Regions from separate parts of the Mus musculus genome. Here all the other regions are linked to region 2. Evidence: chromatin loops called from intact Hi-C (ENCODE). Cell type or tissue: left cerebral cortex. All regions are shown on one strand. Links, peaks and the distances in the headings refer to the core of each region. The heading gives the core; the rest is flanking DNA. Region 1 has its middle 4.1 kb from the start of Gm17751. Region 2 has its middle 67 kb from the start of Gm32622. Region 3 has its middle 130 kb from the start of Slc4a3.

Region 1 (5,634 bases), core at 231-5,230, 620 kb after region 2:
TGGAGAGACAGAAAATAGAAGCACACTTGTCATTTTCAAGAGAGAATTGACCTTCTGTATAAAACCTAGCCAAAACAAAACAAAACAAACAAACAAACAAACAAACAAACAAAAACAAAAAAAAACAAAGGCATAAAAAAGAAATCCTATTTTATGTACATCTTTGAATTATATAGAAAGTGCATTTGAATGGTCCAATAAATCTATGCTTCTATGTAAGTTTCCATATACCTATATTGAGATAAAAACAAATGTGTATGCTGGGTCAGCCTCTTTAAAGACAATCTTGAAGTTCGTTGAAAAAGAAAACCACTTACTGGTAACATTTTCTTTTCTTGACAGTACTCGCTGAGTCAAGGAACCTAACCAACCATTTTAGCTGCTAGCTCTGAGTGGCAGGAGTCAGGCTTCTCTTAGCCCTGTTCACAGGGCTTCATTCTGTCTCTATCCTCCTGGAACAAAGGGTCAGGTCTGGAGATGTTTTGTATAAACCATCACAGGTCTCCAACCAGGAACAGAATCCACGTCATGTTCATATTCTAGACACTATGCCCTAGAGGCTAGTGTGCTCAGTTTCCAAGAAGAGTAGGCATGGCCTCTTTGTCATCAAAGCAGAGTTGTAGGAGCCACTGGGGCCACACTGGTTGGACACAAATCTGGCTGAGATTCTCAATGCTGGTTCCTCCACTTCCCACAATTTCCCTTTGGGCAGCCGTTTCTCACATTTTAAAGAGAGTATTTGGTAGTGAGGATGCCGACTACCTGAAGTTACATGAAAGTTGAATGCACTAAGGCATGTAAAATGCCTATGAGTGCCTGTCTTATGATCAGGATTCAGGACATAGTGTAGACTATTATTATTTTAATCTATTTATTCTCAAAATCATTGAAAATTGGCTTAATCTTTTTTATTCACATGTCCAGACTCTTTTACAATCTGCTCAAAGGATCCTTCAGACTATTCGCTGGTGAGTTGGGAAGATGTCCTTTTAGATTTTAAAGTAATTCTATGCTCTCTAACTTAATAAAAAATACTGATAGTGTGTAAATATAGGTTATACATTCTCCCCTACGTGTAGATTTCTGTGTCCAAAAGCTGACAGTTAGCCAGTTAAGATAATTCAAGAGACTGAGAAAAATTACTTCCTCAAGGTATTGACATACGTTGCCCATGGGGTAGTATTAATATTCTTGGAAAAATTAAAACTGATTTACCCAAAAAGCATGTTTTCATGATTCACCTATGGATATGTACATGCCTAGAGAAATATATGTTTTGTGTGTGTGTGTGTGTGTGTGTGTGTGTGTGTATACATGCTATTTCTTCTTCTTTTTTTAGTCAAATGCCACCATGCTGCATATGTTGTCTGCAAGTTGTGTTTCTATTCGGTGGTTTGTTTTTTGAGATTGATCCATGCCAGTTTGTGTAAACTTAATGCACTGCTTTTGACTGCTGAATACCACGCCAGCAAATAAATATGCTATATCTTATGTATTGGCAAGTCGTCCGGATTTCCAATTGTCTCTAAACTTAGGATGTTTCAAGAGGGGTGTCTGAGTCATGTAAGCACTTAGGCACCGCCTCAAAACTAGTTGTCTATCCATTGCTTTCAGCAAGTCCCTCATTCTCCAGTGGTGAGGTGTGTTTTCTTCCTTTGTCTCCCTGCAGACACCTGGCCAAGCGCCCTCAGCTCCCATCTCCTCCTTAGAGGATGGAATTCTCTTGAGGTCAACGCAGAGACCCCAGGCAAATGCTCAGAGGCATCAGGTGCCTTGGTCTGTCATTCATACCATGCCCAGCCACATCTGGTCCTGAGAGAAGGTGGGCTGAAGCGTTTCAGTTGCTCCTCTGGTCTCCAGCCTTACGGAGCTGCTATGAAATTAGACACCAGTGAATTGTTCAGGACATGTTTTGGACAAGTAAACTCAACCATAAAATTATAAATACTAGTCATCTGAAGCTCTGAATGGTTGAGAGCAATAGCTAATTAAGTAGATGGTGCAGTGCGTTTTACTTGCAGAATGCCTTGTTGGAGAGACAGAGGCTTCTAGGCTGGCATCAGGTCAGCACAGAATCTTCTTCTCGGGGGGAAAACAGATTTCATCTTGCAATCCACGATGCTCTGAAATTTCTAATTTGAGGCTCTGTGAAGAGATGCACAATCTGGTGCTTCATGCTCCATGGTTGGATCCACTCAGGCCCATCTGCTCACTGGGAAAGACTGGAGGATGCTTTCCTTTTGGTATTTTAATTTCAGGTGTAGGTGTTTCAAAAAAGGCAGCTACTAAAATGAGTCTTCTTGAGATATGTGATGTAAATGTTTAAGTCAAGCGACAGGATGGGTTTGGCTAGCAATTCATACCATCTAGTGCTCCCTGCAGGAAGCTCTGGTGGGCATAGGCATTTAAGACAGAGTGAACTTCAGGCCTGTCTTTCCCCAGGAGTCGAAGGTATAGAAGGCTGATGGAGCCTGTGGCCCTGGAGCGGTCAGTGAAATGAAGTTCTCCTTTGGGGTTTTCAGATCCATCTCTGACTTTTGCTTTTCAGATTTCTGTTGGTTATAGCTGTGAGAAAAGGTGCTTTTGTGCTTGGCTACTTGAAATCTCCTGGGAAGCATCCAGTTACCATCCAAGGCAAAAGTAAAGGTTGACTCTCTAGGGCTGTGGGGTTTTGTTGTGTTTTGTTTTTTTTTTTTTCTTGTAGTTTGTCAAAAGCTAAATTTTATATTTTTATCTTCGTATTTCCTGAAAAAGAATAGAACACTATTAGACTTATTTCTATCAAGGCAGCTGGTATGTGAGAGCATCAACCACCCTGCCTTCCCCAAATAATCAAGGGAACCAACCAACCAACCAACCAAACAAACAAACAAACAAACAAACAAAAAACAACTCCACCAAAACAAGCAAACAAGCAAGCAAGCAACAAACAATAAAAAACAAAAACATAATCAAAAGCAAAGCAAAACAAAACAAAAATGAAAGCTGAGCTAGATATGGTGGTGCACACCTTTAATTCCAGAACCTGGGAGGCAGAGGCAGGTGGATCTCTGTGAGTTTGAGGCCAGCCTGGTCTACAATGCTAGTTCCAGGACTACCAGGGTTGTTACACAGAGGACCTTCTGTAATAAGGTCACAACAAGAGAAACAAATGAAGAAAGAAAGAAAGAAAGAAAGAAAGAAAGAAAGAAAGAAAGAAAGAAAGAAAGAAAGAAAGAAAGAAAGAAAGAAAGGAAGAAAGAGAGAGAGAGAGAGAGAGAGAGAGAGAGAAAGCAAAAACGAGAGAAAAAGAAAAAGGAAAAGAAAAAGAAAAAAGAAAAAGAAAAGGCAAACAAGCAAGCACACTGGTTCAAATCCCAGCTCTGGTGCTTTCCTTTCCTGTGTCTGAACACGTTTCTTAAATAGTTCACCCTTGGCATTGTTTCTGCTACTGATACAGACAGCATTCTCTGCACTGATGGAGGGAATGGATGGTGGACAGTTGACACAGCCTGCTCTGAGCCATCTCTCCTTTGAGGTCAGCTCTGTTGAAGATTGTCATAACTATGCTGACACAGTTTAAAGCCTAGCACTGTAACACCTCCATCTAGAAGAGAATGATGCCTTGCTTACTGCATGGCAAAGGCTGATAGTTTTGTGAACTTACTTTGAGTATTTTTACCTCAAGATCGTGCCTCAGTTGCATCTCTCTGCTAGTTTCCTCTCTTCTAGAACACCAGGGTATTTGTATACTTGTCATCTTAACCAGACACTGGAATGGGGAAAGGGTTGTTTTATTTTGAAAAAAGGCCTCACTATGTTGCCCAGGCTGACCTTGAATTTGTGGACCTATAATCCTTTGTGCCTCAACCTCCCAAGTCCTGAAATTACAGATCTCTGTCACCAGGTATCACTAAGAGAAGATTAAATAAGTTAAAATAGACATCATTTGATGTTTAGAAGGGTATTTGAGTCTTTTTTTTTTATTTTGGCAGAGTTTGGAAGTGAAAACTATAAAACTGGGCTCTACAATACATTCATAAAATAAAAATGATGGATTTGGGGACAATCTATGCCCAGCTAGCTCTCAAAATGGCTAGATGCCTGGTAGGAATGCCAATGATACTGGAACAGTTACAACATAGCTAATTTTTTATAATGAAAAGAGAGGTCTGAGATCATTTTCTTTTGGATGTAAGATGTTTCTGTGTAGTATGACTTATTTAAATTTTCTTTTTGGTATATTTTGCTTATTGGTGTGTGTGTGTGTGTGTGTGTGTGTGTGGTATGTGGTGTGACCCTGCTACTCCTATGCTGTTACAAACTAGGCATTCCATAAATGGCTCAACAAGTCCACTTACACTTCTCCTCAGTGACTATATCTAGGCTTACAACTTCTATCTCTGCCATCTATGTGGCTCTGCAGTTCATTTACATAGACCACATTGTCCAGAAAAAGGCTGAACTCAGTCTTGCATTTCCAAGTGTCTGTTAGCAAGCCACTTTCTTTGTGTCACTGTCCCTGAGAGGTTAAAGTCATTGAGGTCCATGCTGAGATGCTGCAGTGACAGAGAAGATGCCAGTCCACAGGCTAACTCAGTAGATTTGGGTCCTCACTTAACTCTTTCAGGCCTCTGTTTTGGTTTTGGGTTGTTTTGGTTTGCTTTTGCTTTGTTGTAGCTTATAGCATACTGTGATATATGTTGATAAATCTCAAGAGCAGCTTAGAAGCTTGAGCACATCAATTAAAGGAGGAACTGTTCGTCTCTCCCTCTGTTTCCTTCCAGAAATCCCTGGCTCTTCTCTTTTGCAGCACCTCTATCTTCCATTACCTGCTTATCCCTGGCACCTCTGCAAGTCAGCCTGGGGTTCCTAGTGCCCATGGGATGCCCAGAGGCCCATACGCTCTCAGTGGAGCACAGGCTTGGCCCTCCCCCTGGCAGCAGTAATAAGGAATTATCATCCTTCCTGAATGTTCTCTATGAAGGAGAAATTGCCACTTGAAGCTTTCTATGGAATTTCAGCTGGCTAATCAAATCACTTCAACCGGTTTACTTTGAAAGGACTTAATTTTTATTTTTACTAATAAATTAGTGAATTTATTTCTTCCAGATAGCCCACTCATATTTTAATCTGAGCTTTCAGAACGTAGTATGTTTGTTGAATCAAAGCAAGGGTTGCTGTGGAGGTGATCTGACAGGTTTCGGGTATTATTAGAGTATTAGAGCAAGAGGAGACTCTCCACGCTACTCAGGTGATGCTTTGCACAGCAGGCACTCACCTGCCCTTAACTCTCATTGACTGAGTCCCTGACTCAGGGTATTGCTCTGGCTGGGAGGCCTCAGTACAGTGCTGTATCTATCCCATAATAAGCTATGTCACTATCGTCATGGAACATAAAGCCCCTGTGCCTCACGCAGACTCATCATCTGTCCTTCACAGTTCTTAGAGCAGTGATTCTTCTTCACCTGTGGGTTGTGAACGCCTTTGGTTGCAGTTCAGCTCTTCTGGATATGAGAAATTTACATTATGACTCAGAACAGTAACAAAATTACAGTTACACTTGGGAGTGAGAATTCTCATTGCAGTCTCAGGCAGAGTTTACTTATGATATAAAAGACCATTTTCACTTTTCATGTTTTTTTTTTTTAAATT
Region 2 (5,634 bases), core at 160-5,159:
TCAGCATCAAACATACTGTTTTCATAAACAGTTTGGGCTCAGTGAGCTGCTCATCAATCAGAGGAGCAGGAATGTGTTCCAGTGCCAGGATCCCAGATGCTCGCCAGGGGCCAGATTTGTAAACGGTTCTTTTAAGGTTTAGCAGTGTGACCTGCGGTGTTCACCCTTGTCATACATGTGTGTAAGCATGATCATATGCGTGTCATTGTGTCAGTGTGAGGCGTCACCGCTATAATAACTGAATATAGTAAATAAATTATAGTAAATAGTAAATCCTATTTTTTTTATATAATGGAATGAAAAATTTCTATTCGTTGAAGATTTCTAAGCACAGCTGAGTTAAACTGGTATGATTGTATACACCTGTAATGTCTGAGCTTAACCCTGCAAAGGTTCCCTATCTACTGAAATCCGTTAGTACACCTGGGTACCTACGTGGTGACTTTTTTTTTTAAATTCATGATTAAAAGCCTCTAGGGCCCATCCCTCTGTCATTGTTCATTCCTAAATGACGTTACTTATGATTTTCTTTCTATATTTATTGATTAGCTCTTTCAGATATTTGCCTGTTTTATTGAATTTTCAAAGAACCAATCCTTGGTGCCATTTATCAAATTTGTCTTTGTATTCTAAATTTATTTTTGTATTTATTTATCTTCATTATCTTCTTTGCTTGAGTTATATTTTTGTCATTTTTTTTCCTTAATTTTTAAAGCAGGAACACAGTATTATATTAGTTCCTTTTGCAAGAATAAAAAAATATTTGTGGTTATATATTATATCAATGTGTATAGCTTTAGCTATATGCTATGTATACACACATACATGTGTATACATGTGTATTTTTATGCATGTGTACACATAGAGTTAACTGATACTGCATTTTTATATTTCTGCCTCAAGCCTGTTATAATACAATATTGACGTTTTTTTTTTATTGAAAAAGCTTGATTTTATATAATATATTCTGATGATACTTTGCTCTTCTTCCAACTCCCCTCAGATTTTTCCAAACTCCTACCATCCAACTTTGTGCTCTTTCTTTTTCGTCTCTCCTAAACAAACAAACAAAACACAAACAGAAAAACAAAAACATTAAAACAAAACAAAACCCAAGAAACTAACTTCCCTTCCTTGTCCCTCTGTCTCTGTCTCTGTCTCTGTCTCTGTCTCTGTCTCTGTCTCTGTCTCTCTCTCATACACACACACACACACACACACACACACACACTCACACACACAGGAAACCACAATACACTAGCAAAAGACTAATTTAAAAAAATCCCCAAACAAAGCTAGATGAGACAAAAAGACCACAAAAATCCCACTGAGTTAGTTTTATGTTGGCCATGCACTGCTGGGCATGGAGCCCTGCCCTTAAGTGTGGTTAAGATGCCCAGTGAGACTTCATTGGAGAAGACTAATTTTTCCTTTGTGAGTCCAAATTGCAGATAGCTTCTTGGTTAGGAGTAAGAGCCCACATCCACTTCCCCATCTCAGCACTGGAAGCCCATCTGGCTTGCACCAGTGCAGCCCTGTGTGAGCTGCTACATACAGTCTTTGTGAGTTCATATGGCCTCAGTCCTGTAGCATCTGGGGGGGGGGGGTGGGCAAAGGTCGGGCTGAAGCTGGAACCCATGACCTGTATATACTAGATAAGTAACTGGCCATTGGGCATTATCTTCATCTGATGGAGATGAAGATTCCATTCCCTGAGATGATAAGTTGGTAAGTAGCCCGGGCTAGCCTAGAACTCATGATTCAACTGCCCTCTCTCTCTCATGAGTGCTGGAATTACAGACATGAGGCAGCACTCCCAACCCTCTTCGATGGATTTTCATTAGTGTAAGCATCTGTGGATTTATCCACCTATTGTTGCATGACTTTTCCCGGTGAGGTATAAAGAAACTGCTCTTTACCCCAGGTAGACTGGACACTGAAAGGCCAAAATGAAGGATTCATCCAAGTCCCACTCGGTGAACGATGAGTTCCCTGAGCTACTTACAGGAGAGAGACTGACAAGCTGCTACACCTGGGTCAACTGCCTGCCTCTTATATAATCTTGTATGGGAGTAAGCTTGGGGTGGGGGGGTGTCTACAAGCCTTGTGAATCTCATGTGTCTCCAGAGCTTCCCTTCCAAGGGAATTTTAATTAGGTCTAATCTGTGAGATTCTGTGAGATTCTCTGGGGGCTCATCATGGCTGTTTTGCCTCAATATGGCAACCATCATGTCCATTCCAGAGGAAACAGCTGGGTCGCTGTACACAGGCATTCCTGTTGTCTGAAAGGGATCTTATTGGTCAGTCTGTCTCTCCTTTCAAGGCAATTGTCCTGTGTTCCCTACACACAGGTTGTTTCTCCCATTCTGTAAATTACTGGAAGTGGCATCCTTTAGTGGTTTAATTTTAGGGTTCGACTTTGCCCCACTATGTCAGTGAGATAAATCCATCTTTGCATATGTCACTGTTTTTTTTTTTCTATTGTTGACTACGATTCCATTTTGTGAATATACGATTCATATGTGGTTATACATTGTATAACAATATGTGGTTCCTGTGTAGTTAGTTATACATTGTTTTGTGATGCTGTGGAGAATATGAATGAATATAGCCTGGGATTTTGTTTTTATTTTGAGACATGGTTTTGCTGTTTGTGTGAGAAATAGAAAATTGTTCAGTTCACGGGGCTGGAGGTCTCAGCTGGTCATCAGTATACTCCCGAATCCTAATGCCAATGAAGGCATGGACTTGCAAAGGAGAGGAAGACCAAGCAGGCAAAGAGAGAGTTTCCCTCTTCCATGTCTTTATATAGGTTGCCAGCAGAAGGTGTGGCTCAGATTAAATGCAAACCTCAAAAGAGCTGGATTAAAAGTGGGTCTTCCCACTTCAAATGATTTAATTAAGGGGAAAAAAAAAACCCTCCCTCCCATGCATACCCAGCTGCTTGGATTTTAGTTCCAGAGACAGTCAAGTTGACAACCAAGAATAGCCATCCAGAAAAATTGGTTCCTTTTCTTGCCTGCATGTGCTTGCTAGGATTTTCAGTGTTGTAATAAAAGGAGTTAGTAAATTCACGCCTTGTTCCTAACCTTAGGGGAAGAACTTTAAACTCTGCATCATTGAGTATGACGTTAGCCCCACCCCCTCCCTTTATTGTGCTGTGGTATATTCTTCACACACCTAGTTTGTGGATAGTTGTTATGGGGAATTTTGAATTTTTCTTGTTCTGTGCTTATTGAGACCATATAATTTTTAAAAAAGATGTACTTATTTTACATATATGAGTATAATGCATGCCTGGTGCCAAGCAAGTCATCTGTGCTTCCCACATGCCTTATAATATGTTCAGGCATGCGAACTGTGAGCAGAAAGTGGCGCTCTAGCTTGGGAGGACTCCGGGAGGGCCGACAGAAAAGCCCTTGCCTGGGAGTTGTCGAATAGCAGCTGGTTGGGTCTAGAAGCCTCTTGCAGCTGTTTGTGATATGTCAAATGAAGTTTTGTTTTTATGTGTTAATGGGCTTGGAGCTATTTTACAGTGTGTTTGACATTTTACAGTATAGTAAAGTGTGTACATGCCTAATTAAAACAGATGTGCATTTGATAAAATAATTACTGGATATGTTGGAGAAAACAGCTAATTATATAAACAGCACAAACACCTAAATATGGACTGTAAATACATATTTAAGAAGCTCTGGAAAACAGGTGGACTTGGCTACATTTGTTTCTGGTTTGTTGTTTTGTTTTGTTTTGTTTTTGTCTTTTTTTGGCCAGAACAGAGTCATTCCTTAGGTTTTCTTAGCCTTGGGGTATATCGGCATTAGAGTTTTCTGGGTTTTACCCCTACCTGGTCATCCTTTTTGGGGGGGTTGGGTGGGGAAGGGGGTGAAAATGAGGGGAAATTCTCTTACGATTGAAAAGGTGTAGAATCAATACAACAGAAATGTTTTATAATATAGGCTAGGGCATTAGCTCAGTTGGTAAAATGGTTAGCATGCAAGCAGAAGGGCCTGAGTTCAAGCCCCAGCCCCAGCACTCATGTAAACAACTAACCAAACAACCAAACAACCGAGTGTGGTATGGTATGTGTCTGTAATCCCAGTAACAGGGAGGCAGAGGCAAGAAGCTTCCTGGTTTGCTGTCAAGCTGGTCTAGCCAACTTAGCAAGTTCAAGGCCAATGAGAGATTCTGAAGAATATGTGGATGGTGCTTAGGACTAACAGGACATCTAAGGTTATACTCTGGCCCACCAGCTTAAATTATACACATACCTGCACATGCTTTCACCAATGCACACATGCATACACATGCATGAACATGCACACACAGACACACAAAACTCCACAAGAAATGCCAATTAACTTATGCTAACCCATGACAGGCATGGTGGCCATCCTTACCTTTTCTCCTTCACTCTTATTCTCATTTCAAGAGGTAGCTGCTAGTGTTTTTTTTTTTCTCCAGTAGATGGATAAACAGGCTGAGAGATGTAAAAAACTTGCTGTGACTGTAGAAGATGCTTATCACTGGTTTCTGGCTTCTACACACACACACACACACACACACACACACACACACACACGCACACACACACACACTCACACACACTTACCTAACGTGTGTAAGATGGGAAATACAAGATCTACAATTCCAGCCAAGGTCTATCCATTCTCTCTACTCTAGCTTCTAGACAATTTTGAGTCTGGCCACTTTTGTGCTCTCTGTGGGTGAAGATCACTGGTGTGAAGAACATTCTCCAAGTGTCACTGCCATCACTGTGACATTACAGACATCAAAGTGTATCCTGGACCAGACTTGTTTGGCAGAGGGTCTTAGGACACTGGCGGTTGGTTGCCACGTGCACAGGGCCAGGCTCCGGGAGGCTGCCAGTCAGCTGGGTGAAAGGGTTGCACCAGGTGGGTGTGATGCCTAGGGTTGCTACGGGAAGCAGGATAAACTTGTTCTGGAAGCAAGACATGAAAAAAAAAAAATGATTGATGAGCATCTCCATGTGAGAGCCTTGTCCACATATGATGGCATCCCCGCTCTCTACTGGTGGGGACAGAGGTGTGTAGAAGACTGGTATGTGTGTACTCGTTTCTACTTTCTAATTCTAGTCTGCTGGCCGACTCGCTTAGTGACCTGAACTGTGTTCTTAAGGTTGGCCTCTTCAGCTAAGGTGCCATGAGCCTTAGTGCATGCAGATGTTGTAAAAGGGGGTTCTTTCCTCCATCCTCTACCCCAGGTATCTAATTGTTAAGGGAAAAAACCATGGTGTGTGTGTGTGTGTGTGTGTGTGTGTATGTATGTGTTCAGATGTATGTGTAAGCATACACAAGTGTCTGTGTGTGCATGTGTGTGAATAGCCATGAGTTGCACCCCCCCCCACATGCACGTACATACACAGATCTACATGTATTGCACACACCCCATTACTAATGCATGGCTTGTGTGTGGTGGTATTTTTAGCAAAGTCAAAGTCAGTAGCTCTGCGGATTAAGATGCTAAGGGCTTGAGGATGCTGCCTTCAGACGCTGTCTTAGTCAGGGTTTCTATTCCTGCACATACATCATGACCAAGAAGCAAGTTGGGGAGGAAAGGGTTTATTCGGCTTATATTTCCATACTGCTGTTC
Region 3 (5,634 bases), core at 461-5,460, 190 kb before region 2:
TCACATAAACACACACACACACACACACACACACACACACACACACACACGTTATAGAGATTGACAGGTAAAGGAAACATCAAAGCAGAGGATGGACACAGTGTTCATAGGACAGTGTGCAGCCTTGTATCTTCAATCTTGGGGGTAATGCACAGGGTCTTGGGACCTCCAAGAGTAATGGTAGGATGTGGCAAGACACGTGCTGAGCCTTGCTGTTGTACACCGGAAGAGGCTTCAGCTGTGAATGCTAGGTCTGTGGAGGACCCAGGAGTCACAGCTGCCTGCCACTTCTGAAGGCCTTCTGCTGTGGCAGGCAGAATTTTGGTCCCCATGACCTCCGGCCCTTGTTTCATGCATTTGAGTATTGTGTTATGAGATAAAACAGAATTTGCAGATAGGAGTTAGGTGGAGCTTATATGGAGATAACCATATTACCTGGTGTGGACTCCGTGGAATCACACAAGCCCTCGACAGTGGCAAACTGTGCTGGATGGTTTTATATGAATTTGACACAAATTAGGCTCATCTGAGAGGAGGAAACTCCAATCGAGAAAATGCCTCTGTAGGACTGGGTAGCAGGCAGGCCTATAAGGCACTTGCTTAGTGATTAATGGGAGAGGACCCAGCCTGTGGCAGGTGATACCATTCCTGGGCTTGTGAGCTTAGATTCTGAGAGAGCAGGCTGAGCAAGCCAGTAAGCATCCTCCTCCACCGCCTCTGCCTCAGCTCCTGCCTCCAGGTTCCTGTCCTGTTCTGAGTTCCTCTACTTACTAGCTTCGTCCATAACAGGATTGTGGCGTATTGCTGGGACAGACCTGGGCATGCCGTTCTGGGGAGTACAGTGGAAGGACTTGGAGCTTTGGTCAGAATCACTTGAGTGGTCAGTGATTGGTGAGATGCTCTGGAGGAGTTTGGAAACTCAGAAAATTGTGAGTGAATACCAGATTTTGGACATTGAGTTATTTACAGTTTTGGAGTTTGGTTTTGCTTGGATTTGATTGTAATTGAGCCTTGGTTTTTTTTTCCCTTTAAAGTAAGAAAGCATTTAATTTATTTATTTTATAGGAGCTCATAGTTGGAGAGACTTTGAAATTTTTTTTTACTTTGAATTTTTAAAAAAGATGTATTTTTTATTTTATGCATATGAGTGTTCTATTTATTTTATGCATATGAGTGCTTTATCTGCACGTACACTTGCATGCCTGAAGAGGGCGTCAGATCTCATTACAGATGGTGTGAGCTACCATGTGGTTGCTGGGAATTGCGCTCAGGACTTCTCGAAAAGCAGCCAGTGCTCTCAACTGCTGAGCCATCTCTCCAGCTCTGAGACTTTGAATTTTAAAAGACTTTGGCTTTTAAAAGAGTTTGTCTATTTTAAAGAGACTAAACATTTCGTGTTTGGATTTTTAAGGTTTTTCTTTGTTTGCATTTTTAATGTGAGATCTCGGGGATGAACTTTCGAGAAAGGAAAGGTTGTGGCTTAACAGTGATGTACTCATGTGTCAAGTTGACAAGGGGTCAGTTGTGCTCGATAGTTTTATGTCAACCGGACACAAACTGGGCTCATCTGAGAGGTGGGAACCTCAGGTAAGAAAATGCTCTATATAATTTCCTGTTGTGGGCAAGCCTGTAAGGCATTTTCTTAATTAGTGTTTGATGCGGGGAGGGCCCAACCCATTGTGGAATGAATGTGGATGGCTTGTAGAAGCTGACAAGGACTAGCCAGTAGCTGACAGGAAAACCATCCTCGGGTGTACAACTTCACAGAACTGACTCCAGTGTTTGGGAAGTGGACCTAAAGCTAGGATGAGAGGCCAGGTCACCCAGTACCTTGTTTCTGGCCTTATAAGACCCTAAGCAGGGAACCTTCTGAGCCCATTGGGCTTCTGACTTACAGATCTGTGAGATAATAGGTGAGGGGTGTTTGAAGCCAGTAAGTTGAGAGTAAGTTGCTATGGCAACCATGGAGCATGAACACATGCTCCTGCTTGTGAGTAACCTGCCATTCTCATGTCTTTGCAAGAACCAAGGCTTATTGCAAGGGGCTCTGGGACATGCAGTGCGTGGGTTCTAGCTCCTCTAAAACAGCACAGAGTGCTGGAAGGGAAGGCTAACGGCTCCTGCTGAGCACCTGGCGCCGTGCCTACTAGCATTTGGTGGGGTGGGCATTAGAATAACTCTGCTAGGGTGCTGACTGTGGTATAGCAGAATTGGAGCTTTAAAACAGGGACTTGGGGATCTCCCATGAGTGTGAAATGAATTGTTGTTTGTGGGGAATTGTATTATTGTGTATATGTTAATGCTGGAAGTTAATACAGCAGCAGATATTACTTAACCAGCTGGTTCCCCACATAAGCTCACAGACACCTTTTTAATATTTCAGAGCTTAGGCCTTAGCTGGCTAGACTCCTTAACTAGCTCATCTAAGTTAACCAGACCACCTAGTCCTATCCAGCCATGTGGCTAGCTATACCTTCCAGGTCCGTAGTCACATCCATCTCCCTTCATGTCTCCTGGTGAAAAAGGCCTTCCCCTTTCTTCCCAGAGCTCCTTTCTCCCTCCCAGGAAGTCCTGCCTTCCTCTCTCTGCTGCCCAATCATAGGTTTTTAGCCTTTTATTGACCAATTAACTTGGGGACCCAGGTGTGCACAGCAAAAGCCAGTGTATGTGAGAATTTGCTCATCTTGGGGCAACCAGATCTTGAGGTACAGAATTTAGTATTTGAACACAGCAGTACCAGACCAACCCCAACACATTAGTAATGGTGGTACACTCATGCTAACCTGTGAGACTGACTAGGAGCTCAGTGGGGTGTCCTGGAAAGAGTGTTCTAGACTGGAGGTCAGTTTTCAGCTCTGTCAGATTTTAACCAGTGGTCCCGCGTCACCCATGCTGCAGGTTCTCTTAAAGGGTTACTGTTGGAGACCCCCTTCCTCTCTCTCTCTCTCTCTCTCTCTCTCTCTCTCTCTCTGTGTGTGTGTGTGTGTGTGTACATTTGTTTTTGTGTAGGCATGAACGTGTGTGCACATGAATGTGTTAGCCAGGAAACAACTTTGGGTGTCACTCCTAAGGGACTGCCCAACTTTTTAAAACCAGAGTTTCTCTTTGGACTGGAACTGATCAAGTAGGCTAGGCTGGCTGAGCAGTTAACTCCATGTTGGTTTTTGCCTCCCAGTGCTGGTGTGAGCCCACAGCACCACATTCAGCACTATAAGCCATAGGTTCTGGGCTGGAGAGATGGCTCAACGGTTAAGAGCACTAACTGCTCTTCCAGAGGTCCTGAGTTTAATTCCTAGCAACCACATGGTGGCTCACAACCGTCTGTAATGGGGTCCGATGCACTCTTCTGGTGTGTGTCTGAAGACAGCTACAGTGTACTCGTATAAATAAAAATAAATACATCTTAAAAAACACCCACAGGTTCTGGAGCTCTGACTCAGATCCTTGCTGCTGACTGAAGTATTTCCCCAGCCCAAGAATAATTTTACACATCTGAATGGTTGTGGATGCCATCTATGTGACTGTAACCATTTCAGTCACTGGTGGGATGGATAGCTCCCAGACATGAAACCGTTGCTAAGGGATATTTCAGACTCTTATTTCACCAGCTTGGGAGATAGGGTCTCAAATGGGTCTGCGGGCTTCTAATACATGTTGGCATAAGGTTACTTTTCTTGGATATAATATTCTATGCCAACCCTGTTCCGGGATCTCCCATGAGTGCAAAATGAATTATTATTATTATTATTATTATTATTATTATTATTATTATTATTGTTGTTGTTGTTATTAATGCTGGAAATTAATTCAGCAGCAGGTATTCCTTAACCAGCTGGTTCCCCAAATAATCACAGAGACCTTTTAATATTTCAAAGCTGTGGGAGCAAATTAGAGGAACAAAGCAGATACTTCTGGCTTCAAGGAGCTTCTAATCCCGCGGAGGAAGGAGGCTGACAGCCACGGCTAGGATGGGAGTGAATGGAACCATCTCTTGAATTCTCTCACAGGCTTGTGTCAGCTCCCTGATACTGCTGTCTGGGGGTTATGTGAAGGAGGTCTTCCCTTTGATCTCTGTAGATCACAGAGAGGCATAGACCTTTGAGCAGCAGTGTTTCAGAGCCGGGCTTTATGGCTTTTGTATTTTTCTTTTGGCTGTTCCAGGGGAAGTGCTCACTGAAGCTGTGAGCATCTTTTGTGACAGTTTCCCATAGGGTGTAAATGTACCTTGCCACCCACCTTGAGAAGGTTGTTATTTATTTATCTATTTGGCACTTGAAAGTAAAACAAAGTACTAGTGCCATTAATGGAAAGCTAGACTTTTCTCTTTTGCTGGTACCCGTGACAGGTTCATTGATGCTGTCCCAGGCTGCTCGCCCCTTTTCAAACTGCAACTTTTAAGCTCATTACTCTTTGGTGGATTAATTCCTGATGCTCCCCTTTGACACTCTCTTTACTTGCACTGACAGAGCGCAATGCTGCCAGGTCCCCTCTCCCCCACTATGTCGGAGCTGATGCCTTGATCCTTTCCCCCCTTCACGAACGGACAGGTACATCTGGGCAAACCTTCAGTATGCACCTGGTGGTTCAGGCCTCACGGACCCAGCTTTAAGCCTCTTTGATGTCCTAACTGCCTCGTGTTCTCAACGCTCAGTGTTTCTTTTCTTTTCTCAAGAGACTGCTTTTGGAAACTTTTTACAAGGGCATGGAACAAATTTTGCTTCATCTGTCATAGGGTGGAGGGTCATCTAGGACAGTGTGGAAGGCCCAAGCCAAGGGGGAGCTGCCAGAGAGTGAGTTCTGATTCCAACACTGCTTATTTTATTTTTGTGTGTGGTATGTGTGTGTGTAGTGTATGTGCATGTCTGGGCTGACAAGAATAGGAAGACATTAGAGCCTGGTCTATCACTTTTCTATTCTCTGGAGGCAGAGTATCTCATAGAGCCTGGAGATTGCCATGTTTGGCTAGGCTGGCTGACTAGCAAGGCCAGAGATCTTCCTGATTCTGCCCTCCTCCCCCACCCCAAGACTCTGCACTGGGTATGCAGGTATGCCTGTGGCCACACCTGACTTTCTGTATGGATGCTGAGGTTCTGATCTCAGGTCCCTCTCCTTGTGTTGCAAGCACCCCTACTCACTGAGCCCTCCAGTGCTTAGCTCAACATTTCTTTGAGCAAGTCTCTTTATTCCTCTGAGACTTGGTTTTCTCATCTGTGAAGTGGGAAGAAATGCAACTTGGCGGGATTGTTAAGATCAAGGTAAATAACACACACTAAGTGATCAGCCTGGTGCATGGTTTATAATTAAGTGCTTGTTACAAACTAGCTGCTGTCATCGTCTTCATCAGTGTGATCCTTATTGCTGTGCCCATTCCTGCCATTGCTGCCATCACCATTATTAGCATCAGCACCATGATCACTCTCTTAAGTGTTTCCTGTGACAGGGTCTCACTATATTGTTCAGGATAGCCTTTGAACTTCTGAAATCAAGCAGTCCTCCTGCCTCAGCTTCTGAAATAGCTAGGACTACATACATGTCCATGCTATTGTGCTGAGGCACCAATGCCACCAGTAGGTCATTGTCCTTATCTCTGTCTGTACCATTGTCGCCATCTGTATCCTTTTGCCCTCCTGGAGC

Evidence for each region. Peaks named below come from ENCODE experiments on the same cell type or tissue, not always from the same donor. Only the 100,000 strongest peaks of a DNase experiment are listed, where the experiment ranks them.
Region 1: a loop joins it to region 2, with 4 times the contacts of the local background. A loop is called at or near these places in 3 of 42 quality-filtered maps.
Region 3: a loop joins it to region 2, with 2.2 times the contacts of the local background. A loop is called at or near these places in 2 of 42 quality-filtered maps.

What each region holds. Positions count from the first base shown.
Region 1 is chr1:76,482,196-76,487,829 of GRCm38, forward strand. No RefSeq gene overlaps it. Among named protein-coding and RNA genes, the nearest start is that of Gm17751, 4.1 kb to the right of the region's middle. In left cerebral cortex, for the core only: a CTCF peak has its summit at 2,369; DNase peaks (open chromatin) are centred at 1,661, 2,210, 4,511 and 4,830; H3K27ac peaks cover 1,651 bases.
Region 2 is chr1:75,866,683-75,872,316 of GRCm38, forward strand. No RefSeq gene overlaps it. Among named protein-coding and RNA genes, the nearest start is that of Gm32622, 67 kb to the right of the region's middle. In left cerebral cortex, for the core only: no CTCF peak of the experiment used is centred there; DNase peaks (open chromatin) are centred at 2,898 and 3,331; H3K27ac peaks cover 624 bases.
Region 3 is chr1:75,674,418-75,680,051 of GRCm38, forward strand. No RefSeq gene overlaps it. Among named protein-coding and RNA genes, the nearest start is that of Slc4a3, 130 kb to the left of the region's middle. In left cerebral cortex, for the core only: a CTCF peak has its summit at 3,283; DNase peaks (open chromatin) are centred at 2,062 and 3,441.